Linked DNA regions of Homo sapiens: region 2 is linked to region 1. The links are chromatin contacts, found by Hi-C or POLR2A ChIA-PET in ENCODE. All regions are on one chromosome and are shown on one strand. Each heading gives the region's core, a stretch centred on a gene start or an enhancer-like site at or near the end of the contact. The rest is flanking DNA. Distances are from core to core; before and after follow the strand shown. Region 1 has its middle 42 kb from the start of GNAQ. Region 2 has its middle 87 kb from the start of GNAQ.

Region 1 (6,119 bases), core at 2,601-5,100:
ATATACAGTTGCACAGGTTATACACTACACAATACTAGTAGTGCCATTCACTATGTGGGGGTCTGTAAATAGGCATTTTCTCTGTTGCTTTCTTCTCTTCTTAATATTCTTTTTTGTTTTTTGAGATGGAGTTTCACTCTTGTTGCCCAGGCTGGAGTGCAATGGCACGATCTTGGCTCACTGCCACCTCTACCTCCTGGGTTCAAGTGATTCCCCTGCCTCAGCTTCCCGAGTAGCTGGGATTATAGATGCCTGCCACCACATCCGGCTTTGTGTTTTTAGTAGAGACGGGGTTTCACCATGTTGGCCAGGCTAGTCTCAAACTCCTGACCTCAAGTGATCCACCTGCCTCGGCTTCCCAAAGTGCTGGGATTACAGGCGTGAACCACTCATGCCCAGCCTTCTTTATATTCTTTATTACCTCTGGAATTAAAGTTGGCTCATCATGGGTGTTATTATATATAATTTAAAAATATTCCTATCTGTGAAATGTTGAAGTGTAAAGTCAGTATTCTACTTTTAGTTTCCCCTATAAGATGAGAATTCATAAACAAGAATCTCCCTGTATATATTCATGGCCCAAATGACAATGGATCGGATTACATCAAATTCTTAAGAATTTAAGAATGTAATAACTTAAGGTTATTTTCTGTAAAGTTATAAACAAAAGTATATCAAACAATTTTGCAGATATTAGAATTATGGTCTAATCTAATCTTGAATAACATGCTATTTATTATTTAAATTTTTATAAGATATATTGGCTCAAAAAGTATGATACTCTTCTTGGATGTTTCCAGCTATTTTCCTCTCTTAATATTCTTAAGCATCAATCTATATTCCTGTTCATCTAAGTATTTAAAAATTGTTTTGTGCTTTTGTATATAATTTTAGTGACATTAACAGTTGTCTTTAATTCTCATAGCATGTTAACTTACTGTAATAAATATGCATCTATTTCAACTAATAAAACTCCAATATATAAAGCACATAAGGGTAATTTTCACTTTAAGTTACATGTTGAATGAAAGAAAATATTTAGACAGTCATAAAAATATCTGAGTGGTAGATCTTATTGGCATAACTGAAGTTGTTATGCTGGTTATGTGTGATGGTGGAGTACCTGAATATATGATCATTGGTCATTGACGACGTTAAAAATATGAGGAATGAGAGTGAAAAGAGCAATCAGCTTTCTAGCTTTCCAAAGGCAAAGATTGAAACCAGAGCCAAAGAGCAAATTTTGGCAGAATATCAAGGCAGAAGTCAACATAAGTGTATCTATACTCATTGTCTGAAAATATTACTCTTCTGCATAAACTTAAAGATAAGTGCAGTGTGACTATTATGTATCTATAAAAATTTTAAATAAAAATAATAAGTGTATTATTCTGTAAAAACTCATAGACATTAGGGCAGAAGAAGTAGCTAAGATGTACTGAGAACTTACTATCTGGTTAGTATGCTGAAAATTTTACTTTTCATTATCCAGTTTAATCCTTTGACAACCATGAAGTCTGTATTATTATTATGCCCAGCTCATCGATGAGGAAATTGGAAAATAAATTTTAAAAAGATTATACTCATTGTGGGAGATCCATTCCAGTTTAGTTTAATCTGTGTGAGATGAGTCAACCCACTGAGATCAGGAATTTGCCATAGGCACCAGGTTTCCACAGAGAGAAGGGAGAGAAAAATGAACGTGTATCCACATCAGGGCTCATAATCTAACCTAACAGCTAGGAAGTGTGGGGCAGAGTGAAGGCACAGGGAATGTAGGTCAAAAGCAAGAAGTGGGATTGATGAGACCAGAGAGCAGGAGACAGAGTTAGGAAGCAAAGCTCCAGTTTCCTGAATAGATGTTTTTCACATTCCTGCAGCCATTACCTTGAGTTCTGCTGTTCTTATCTCTTTCCTGGACCATTGCTCAAGACTAGAGATGAGAATCTTAAACTTAGGTGGAGAGGCTAGAGAGTATATAATGCAAAGGTCTCAAAGAGTCAAAATGACTCAAACATTTCCCACCTAGCACAGCATATATGGTTTCGCATATGCAATCTAACTAAACATGAAAGTTTGAGAACTACTGAGCTAACATCAAAGCAGGAAGAAAAAGAAAGTCCATATGTCCGAGTGGTCATGCCAGGCTAGCTTTAAGATGACTATCAATTCCCATGTGTTGATGGCAAATAGGTGGGGAGTTCCAAAGTGTTTATTTGGTTTCATTAATATTAAACCTCTGTACCTTTAATGCATGCTAAGAGATTTTTTCTTTCTTGTTCTGGTTGTAAGGATTAAGAAGTCACATCTTACAAGGGGATTCAGTTGTAAAGTCTGAGCGTAAATTAAACTAAAGTTGCTGTTCTCTCAACTGTCTGAAATTTTCTGTCTAGAATGCAAATCTGATTACATCAAATTCCTGTATAAAATCCTTCCATTGACTGAGCTGCTGATCTTTGATGTCATTGCCAGAAATTACAAGGGACAATAGATGGATCAAAAGGCCAACCCCATCCCCAGTGGAGAGATGTTCCACGGCCCTTCCTCCCCGACATATAAACATGTGACCTGAGGGGCACTGCTGGGTCATAGTCTGGGATGTGGATCCCTTTACATTAGTTAAGCTACATGGACAGCTCAGCTAATGGCTACAGCCTCAATCACCATAGACGGTATAGTCCAAGGTGCCCTGACATCAGGAATAGTATATGAATTTGTATGGCTCATATTGAAACAAGGGTGTGCCAGTCCATGTGTTTGTACACTTACAAGAGAATTTGGTGGGGTGTGGGTCAGGAGTTGTTCACATTTGGGAACAGCTATTGATGGTGTCAGGCGTGAGCCTTTTTAAAATCTGGCTCCTGTCAACTCTCTGACATCATCCTCTGCGCCTACCCACGCTCATCGTTTACTCTCACCACGTGGAGCAGCCTGTGCCCTGGACAGCTCCTCCATTCCTTCGCACACTCAGCACTTCCTTCTGCAATTCTCTTCCTCGGTCTTCCCTTTAGAACTTTTATTTGATGATCACCTCAAATGACTTTTCTACCAATTGTTCTTTCCTGATCTACTGCTCCTCTCTAAAGCCCGGTTTCTTCTTCTTTTGACATCTCACTTAAGTCAAAAGTCATTTTTCTTAACTGTAATTCAACTATTTGCAGGAAGGAAGGAAGAAAGCAGGGGGGATGGTAAGAGGGGAACTGGAACAACAGGCGGAAGGAAGTGGGGAGGGAAAGAAGGAAGCTAGGCGGGAAGCAGGGAGGGAGGAAAGGTGGAGAGAAATAGTTTAGGTTGGGGGATAAAGACTATTTTAAGTGTAATCTGTGAGGCTGGTTTCTCTACGGGTAGATCAGAGGGTCAAAAAGATTATTTCTCCAGCTATAGCTCTTCACTGTCCAGAAGTCCATAAAGTTTCCTCTAGAACATCTGAAGTCATGCATCACTCATTTCTCAAGGGTTTCTTACAACCTGTTCCCATGTCTAGTCAGGTTTGCATTTTCAACTTTTTTTTAATTTTCAGAAGTTTGGCTCTATTCTCTGTGAACATTGACCCTGGCCTTATCAAGACGAGAGAGAGCTTTCAACTCCACCCTGCCCTGAAATACTCATAAAGCCTCCTACATGACTTTAACTGTGAAGGTAACCATGTTCTTTCCTCCTCTCTTCATCTTCCAGGAATGGGCAATAAGAGGATTTCTTTGGCAGAGCAAACATCCCTTCACTTATTTATGAATTCACACATCCCCTCATCCATTCACTCACTCACTCAGCAAACATTCATGGAGTTGTCCTAAATGGAAGTCATTTGCCAGGAGCTGCATCATCAACTTAGCTTAGAGATATGAATCATGCTTTGAATCTTCCTTTCAAAGACACTTTTCTCTTGCCCTCTTCCTGTCACAAAAACCCACATAACTGTTTGTTATCTTATTTCCTTTGCTGGTCTTTGTCTTTTGTTTCGGAACAATTTTTGATTAAAAAGAAAAATTTAACCAGACAACAATGGCCTGGGATTTGGATCCCTTTACATTAGTTAAGCCACATGGACAGCGTAACCTAATGGCTGCAGCCTCAATCACCACAGATGATGTAATCCAAGGCAACTGATGTGGCTGCAAAATAGAGGACTACTGGCTGCAATAGGCAGCCATGTCAGTTGTGGGAGCATCTATTTAGTGCTGAATATACTTTTCAAACTTTAAAGCAAACTTTTGCTAAGTATCCCTTCTCTAAGCCAGTGCTTTAGAAACGTTTTGCCACACCCATTGGCAGGAGTGCTTTGTTCCTTCAGTTTTCTATTTTAGGTTTTTGTCTCCCAGAAAAAGTGCTGTCATGGGATGTGATTTCAGGTAGTCTGTTTGAGGTGATTCCAGGATCCATCAGTAAGGGAGTGAGAAAGTGAGACAGTTAAGGGAAGGAAGAAAAAAAAAAAAAAAGGCAGACTATGTAACTGGTGGCCACCTGATGTGAAATCTCACTGGGGGATTCCTTTTTTAAAAAACTGACTGCAGGTGGAGCCAAGATGGCCGAATAGGAACAGCTCCAGTCTACGGCTCCCAGTGTGAGTGATGCAGAAGATGGGTGATTTCTGCATTTCCAAATGAGCTTTGAAGAGAGTAGTGGTTCTCCCAGCACGCAGCTTGAGATCTGAGAACGGACAGGCTGCCTTCTCAAGTGGGCCCCTGACCCCCGAGTAGCCTAACTGGGAGGCACCCCCCAATAGGGGCAGACTGACACCTCACACGGCCAGGTACTCCTCTGAGACAAAACTTCCAGAGGAATGATCACGCAGCAACATTTGCTGTTCACCATATCCACTGTTCTGTAGCCTCCACTGCTGATAACCAGGCAAACAGGGTCTGGAGTGGACCTCCAGCAAAATCCAACAGACCTGCAGCTGAGGGTCCTGACTGTTAGAAGGAAAACTAACAAACAGAAAGGACATCCACACCAAAACCCCACCTGTACGTCACCATCATCAAAGACCAAAGGTAGGTAAAACCACAAAGATGGGGAAAAAACAGAGCAGAAAAACCGGAAACTCTAAAAATCAGAGTGCCTCTCCTCCTCCAAAGGAACACATCTCCTCACCAGCAACGGAACAAAGCTGGATGGAGAATGACTTTGACGAGTTGAGAGAAGAAGGCTTCAGATGATCAAACTACTCCGAGCTAAAGGAGGAAGTTCGAACCCAGGGCAAAGAAGTTAAAAACCTTGAAAAAAAATTAGATGAATGGCTAACTAGAATAACAAATGCAGAGAAGTCATTAAAGGACCTCATGGAGCTGAAAACCAAGGCATGAGAACTACATGATGAATGCACAAGACTCAGTAGCCAATACAATCAACTGGAAGAAAGGGTATCAGTGATGGAAGATCAAGTGAATGAAATGAAGTGAGAAGAGAAGTTCAGAGAAAAAAGAGAAAAAAGAAACAAACAAAGCCTCCAAGAAATAAGGGACTATGAGAAAAGACCAAATCTACGTCTGATTGGTGTACCTGAAAGTGACGGGGAGAATGGAACCAAGTTGGAAAACACTCTGCAGGATATTATCCAGGAGAACTTCCCCAATCTAGCAAGGCAGGACAACATTCAAATTCAGGAAATACAGAGAATGCCACAAAGATACTCCTCAAGAAGAGCAACTCCAAGACACATAATTGTCAGATTCACCAAAGTTGAAAGGAAGGAAAAAATGTTAAGGGCAGCCAGAGAGAAAGGTCAGGTTACCCACAAAGGGAAGCCCATCAGACTAACAGCTGATCTCTCAGCAGAAACTCTACAAGCCAGAAGAAAGTGGGGGCCGATATTCAACATTCTTAAAGAAAAGAGTTTTCAACCCAGAATTTCATATCCAGCCAAAATAAGGTTCATAAGTGAAGGAGAAATAAAATACTTTACAGACAAGCTAATGCTGAGAGATTTTGTCACCACCAGGCCTGCCCTACAAGAGCTCCTGAAGGAAGCACTAAACATGGAAAGGAACAACTGGTACCAGCCACTGCAAAAAGATGCCAAATTGTAAAGACCATTGAGGCTAGGAAGAAACTGCATCAATTCACGAGAAAAATAACCAGCTAACATCATAATGACAGGATCAAATTCATGCATAACAATA
Region 2 (6,119 bases), core at 2,533-5,032, 44 kb after region 1:
TGTGGGGCTAATGTTCCCTTCTATTTTGATCTTTCCTGGACTAACCCAGCTGCACTGTAGACCAACCGGAGTTGACCTTGTTGCTACTACCCCACAAAGGAATATCAGCTGAATGTCAGAAGAGAACAGCTTTTTCTAACCTGTACCATCGGTCTCCTTGTTTATCTGACACCAGCGGCTTGGACAACTCAGGCTCTCAAGTCCATATGTGAATGATGCTTTAATGTATCTGAAATATGCTTTCGAATGTGACTCACTTCAAGTCACATTATGGACTTCAAGCCATATTATGCACTAAACAAAGGAGGCCCCCCAGTCTCTTTCCCATCTATTAAGCATAACAAAAAATTACTTTATTAGATTTTATAGCGAAACAATACATTGTATTCATGAGTATGATGCTATAGTATTAAGATAACTCAGTAACACACCCACACATACATGTCATTAATGATTCCATTTCTCTTTATCATAGAAAAATAAAAGTTTTACAAAAGGCAGAGGAGTTCCATTTAAACACCAAATTTTCTTCTTGGAACAGCTCTAGCCAGGGGGTCCTTCCATTAGAAACAAGTAGCTCTTTCAGAATCTCCAGTGTTAGAGAATTCCAATTTTAAGTCTCTCATGCATATCACTTTTCTAAAAGTTCACAGTATCAACTGAACACATAAAATATCATAACAACCCATACCCATAAAATTTAAACAACACAAAATTAGCCACAGCATAAGTATGAATCTCCTTAGACCAAAGTGTTTCAAAATATGTTCTATAGAAATTAAGGAATTGCTTAACAAGGATGATATGGTAGCTACAAGCAGAGTGGCATCCCCCCAAAACTAAAGTAGCCCCATATTTAAAAAGCATTTTTTTATATTGGGGCTCCTCAGAAGATTTCATTTAGAAAATAGGTTTCACTCCCTTTGCAAAACTTTGAAAACTGTTGCCTTATAAAACGGTGTTTTCCAAGTTGAAGTAGTGTTCCCAGACTCCAATAAATGTCTCATAATTAAGAATCACATTGCTGTTATAGCTGTTGACCTTGAAAGGGAGGGAGTGTGAGAAGGAATAGGCAGAGAAAAATGAAGAGAAAAAAAAGAGGAAAACTTCTTGGTTTTTATTCACCAAGTGCTATCAGTCAAAGCCATTTGCCCAGTGACCATTACCTGTGAACTTAAAATGCAAGTGGCTACCAAGCAATTTCACCCCTAAATATTTATCTAAGGGAAGAGAAAAACTAAGTCCACAAGAAACCTTGTATGGGAATGTTCATAGTAAATTTTTTCGTAACAGTCCCAAACTGGAATCAGCCCAGATGTCCATCAGAAGGACAAACTAATACATCTATACAATGGAACAATTTAGCAATAAAGAATAAAATACTGATACACGCATCAATATGAATACATCTCAAAACTATTGCATTGAGTGAAAAAAGCTGGACCAGACACAAAAGAGTACATATTGTATGATTCTACACATTAATTTCTGGAATAAGCAAATATGTTAGAAAAATATCTGAACAGTTGTGGCTTCAGAGAATGGGGTTACTGGGAAGGGGTACAAGGAAAATTTCTACAGTGATGGAAATGTTCTGTATTTTGAGTGAGGTGTGGATTACATAAGTATATATTTGTCAAAACTGATGAAACTGTACTTAAGGTTTGTGTATTTCACTGTATGAAGGTTTATCTCAGTAGACAATTTTAGGGGCAATTACTCCACTGAAAAACTATATATGGAAAAAATAAGAAAATCTCTTTATGAGCTCAGAGTAGAAAAGTATTTCTTAAACAAGACAAAGTTCTATATAGAAAATATTGAGAAATATCTATCAAAATTAAAAACTTATGTGAGAAAGAAACTTACAGAAAAGGCCAATTCAGAAATGAACAACAAACATTTAAAAGGATGCTTGATCTCACTAGTAATCAGATGAATGCCAGTTTCTAAAAAAATCTATTTCATACCTATTGTATTGGCAGTAATTTCAGAGTCTTGTGATCTGGTGAAGCTGTGGGACTGTAAATCATACTGTGCTGTGGGATTGTCAGTTGGTTCAGCCATTTTAGTAAAAACACACATCCTACTACCTAGCCACTGAATTTCCATTATGTATCCTAGACAAACTCTTACATGAGCACAAGGAATGTGTACAAGGATGGTTATTGTAGCAGCATTTGTACTCCTGAAAAATTGATTCTACCTTAATGTCCATCAATTAAGAGATGGAAGTAGTATACTCATATATTGCAATATTATATGGCAGTTAAAAGGAATAAACTAGATCTATGCATATCAAGATGAATAGAGCTTAAAACATGTAAAAATAAATACTATGTTATATGTATTTAGTGACACAATTTTTTTTTTTTTTTTTTTGAGACAGAGTCTCAGTCTGTCACCCAGGCTGGAGTGCAGTGGCCTGATCTCAGCTCACTGCAACCTCTGCCCCCCGGGTTCAAGCGATTCTCCTGCCTCAGCCTCCCAAGTAGCTGGGATTACAGGCGCCTGCCACCACACCTGGCTAATTTTTGTATTTTTAGTAGAGACGGGGTTTCACCATCTTGGCCAGGCTGGTCCTGAACTCCTGACCTTGTGATCCAACCGCCTCAGCCTCCCAAAGTGCTGGGATTACAGGCATGAACCACCATGCCCAGCTGACACATATTTATACCCAAATGTGTAAAAGCTGCATCAGAAGGATATGCACAAAAATCTCGAGATTGGTTATGCCTGGGGCGCAAAGAAAGGAAAAACAAGTGGAGTAATATTGGAAAAAGACCTTATATGAAATATATTATCAAGAAATAACTGGAAGAATTAGACAAATAAATGAATTTTGATTCATTTCTCACACCATGTACAAAAATTAACTCAAAATGAATCAGAAACAGGTGTTGATTCTGAATGTGAGCTTGGATTAGGGAAATAGTTTCAGATCTGATACCTAAAGCACAGCCATAAAAGAAAAACAATCAATAAGTTGAACTTCATCAAAATGCAAAACTTTTGCTCTATGAAAGACATTACAAAAAGACGGGCCAGGCATGGTAGCTCCTACCTGTAATTCCAGCACCTTGGGAGGCTGAGGCAGGCACATCACTTGAGCTCAGGAGTTTGAGACCAGCTTGGCCAACATGGCAAAACCCTGTCTTTACTAAAAATACAAAAATTAGCTCAGTGTGGTGGCATGTGCCTGTAGTCCCTGTAGTCCCAGCTACTCGGGAGGCTGAGGCAGGAGAATCATTTGAACCTGGGAGGTGGAGGTTGCAGTGAGCCGAGATTGTGCCACTGTACTTCAGCCTGGGCGACAGAGTGAGACCCTGTCTCAAAAACAGAAAAGAAAAAAAAAAGAAAAAGAAAAAGAAAAGAAAAGATAAGCCACAGACAGAGAAAAAATATTTGTAAAGCACTCTTCTGACAACAAACTTGAAGCCAGACTATATGAAGAACTATCAAAACTCAACCAAAAAAAGACCAAGTTTTTTTTTTTTAAATAGCAAAGTTTTGAACAGATACTTCACCAGAGGAGATATATTGGTAGCCAATAAACATATGGAAGGTGCTCAACATCATTAGTCATTACGGAAATGCAAGTTAAAACCATGATGAGACAATGCTACACTTACTAGAATAACTTTAAAAAAGAACCTGACAATAATATCAAGTGCTGTTGATGATGAGAGGCAACTGGAACTCTCAGATATTGCTGGTGGGAATGCACAATGGTACAACCTCACTGGAAAACCCTCAGGCAAAGAAATGCAGGTGCTGCTGTTGAAATCAAACAGCTTATGAGGAAGTGGTAAGGGCAAGAGAATATGGGTGGAGTACCCATAGTATCTGTTAATACTCCCACGTAATGAGTTCTTCAGTTCTGAATTTACTGAGAGCTCTGTCAGGTTCTTGTAAGTTGGCCAAGTCAACCATAAAAATTCTATTGCTTTGCATTTTTTACAGTGCAAGTCAGTTTCTCAATCCTGACTAAGAAACACAAGAAAGGAGGAAAGATGGGGCATTTGCCTGCAATGTCAGATACAACCAAGCCAAAAGCCTACACCCCAAAGCCCTGTGTATTTGGAGGTGAGCCTGCCCTGGTCCTCCAGGAGGATATCCAGGGTCGCCCAGACCAGATTTTGCTTTCTCACCAAGGAATGTCGCCCACCACGAATAAAAGATGCCTTTGCAGATTGAGGTTCCGGAGTGTGAGTTTATCAAAGAAGGAGCAGGAAGAAGGAAAGAAGGGAAAAAAGAAAAGCCCCCACATTTCTGCCAGCGCCTCATGCAGCTTACTAGCTCCTCTCCCAGGGCCTCCAGGAGGCTCTCTTCACATGGAAGGAGGCTGAAGAGCAGGTCTTCCAGCAGTTTAAAGTCTCTGGAGGAACTTGTGCCACAATCCATGCCTCCTCTACCAACTGAACTCTCAACTGGGTCTGTTGCCTTCTGCCAAATGTTATTTACATCTCCAGGAGACATAAATATTGGTCACAATGCCTGTGAATCTTGAAATTCTATTCTATTCTATTCTCCCACCTACTATAGTAAATTCCAGACAGCGATAGGCAAAAAAGAGCCCTAGGCAAGGGCCCACTTTATTCCATCTCTTTCCTTGGACAATTCTATTAGGTAACAAAAGAATCAACTTTATTAGGTATAATAGGCATGCAAGAAAAACATTTATTTAAAATGCACATCAGGCTGGGCGTGGTGGCTTACGCCTGTAATCCCAGCACTTTGGGAGGCCAAGGTGGGTGGATCACCTGAGGTCAGCCTGACCAACATGGAGAAACCCTGTCTCTACTAAAAATACAAAATTAGCCAGGTGTGGTGGTGCATGCCTGTAATCCCAGCTACTCGGGGGGCTGAGGCAGGAGAATCGCTTGAACCCAGGAGGTGGAGGTTGCAGTGAGCTGAAATCGGGCCATTGCACTCCAGCCTGGGCAACAGGAGAGAAACTCTGTCTAAAAAAATAATAAAATAAAATACAATGCACGTCAATGAGATTTAACAAATATATATCTCTGCATATAAGTCCCACTACAATTAAGTGATAGAGCACTTCCATCATTCCAGAAACTTTTTCTCATGCCCTTTGCAGCCAACCTCTGTCCTAGGAAACAACTGCTCTGCTTTCTGTTACTATAGCTTAGTTTCAACTTTTCTAGAATTTTTCATCTAAATGGAATTATATAGTATTATGCTTTTGTGTCTGACTTCTTTTGCTCAGCCTAACTTTTGGAATTCATTAATTTTAGTGTGCATTAGTAGTTCTGCTCCTTTTTACTGCTGTGATATTCCACATCATTCTTTAATATAAAGACAACTTTTCACCTCTGGATTAAGAGCTAGACCTGCAATAGCAAACTTAAATGCCTAGAGAAGACAGGCCCATAATGCAAACGAGAAAAGGGGTCTGGTATAAGAAAATTTATTTTTAAAAACACTACTCCTCTTGTTATATCCTCATTTTCTAAAGAAATGCTTCGTTTTCTTCAACTTTAAGGAAAATAGGAGTGTATGTATGATGATAAATAGCAACCGACACCTGACTTTGGGGAGAACAATAAAGAATGAAGGGGATGGTGGCAGATTCCAGAGTCCACACCCATCTAAAGGAAGCAGCTTTGCCGTATAGGAACACGGGGCCAGGTTTCACATCTTCTTATTGTTCCAGAGAAGCAGGAAATCTGGGTTTGTATGTGAAATCTCCTGAGTTTTAAATGTTGAAAACAAATTCAAATTTTATTAAAGCACTGGATGGGCCAATTCTGTTCAGGTCAAATAAAACAAATCTGGGGGCCAGATGTGGACTGGCAGGCATCACTTTGTGTCCTCTGATGTCGACAAACTAAAAGCAAGCCCAAGCCGCCCTCTCCACTGTGCTTTTTGTAGAAACATCTTGGTCCTGCTGGGACCTCCCAGTCCAAGGAAGCACCAGGGATGGCTTACCTCACTGGCTACATGGAAGAGAGGAAAAAAGGAAGAGCAAAACTCATTTCAAGGTCCCAAGAAGAAGAGAGGAAGAGAATATTTACTCCAGGCTAGTTATTATTTTTACCACCCTCCTGCCCCATACTAGAGCATCATGAGAATACATATATTCGAATCACCTGGGG

Evidence for each region. Hi-C counts contacts between places; a loop is a spot of excess contacts on that map. ChIA-PET counts read pairs that join two places held with the same protein, here RNA polymerase II (POLR2A). Pooled maps may share reads with other maps.
Region 2: a map of CD8-positive, alpha-beta T cell shows a loop between it and region 1 (2.3-fold over the local background). The contact joins two enhancer-like sites. A Hi-C loop is called at or near these places in 4 of 168 maps with a recorded cell type or tissue (CD4-positive, alpha-beta memory T cell, CD8-positive, alpha-beta T cell and naive thymus-derived CD4-positive, alpha-beta T cell), 1 of 37 single-sample maps with no recorded cell type and 11 of 50 pooled maps. POLR2A ChIA-PET finds 5 or more read pairs at or near these places in 8 of 52 experiments (CD4-positive, alpha-beta T cell, CD4-positive, alpha-beta memory T cell, H1 and 4 more).

The regions. Positions count from the first base shown.
Region 1 is chr9:78,070,986-78,077,104 of GRCh38, forward strand. No RefSeq gene overlaps it. Among named protein-coding and RNA genes, the nearest start is that of GNAQ, 42 kb to the left of the region's middle. Within about 2 kb of position 3,851, at least 3 of the 41 ENCODE cell types and tissues checked have a DNase peak (open chromatin) inside an H3K27ac peak, as active enhancers do; they include CD4-positive, alpha-beta T cell and CD8-positive, alpha-beta T cell, where a contact is called at or near this core.
Region 2 is chr9:78,115,354-78,121,472 of GRCh38, forward strand. No RefSeq gene overlaps it. Among named protein-coding and RNA genes, the nearest start is that of GNAQ, 87 kb to the left of the region's middle. Within about 2 kb of position 3,783, at least 5 of the 41 ENCODE cell types and tissues checked have a DNase peak (open chromatin) inside an H3K27ac peak, as active enhancers do; they include CD4-positive, alpha-beta T cell and CD8-positive, alpha-beta T cell, where a contact is called at or near this core.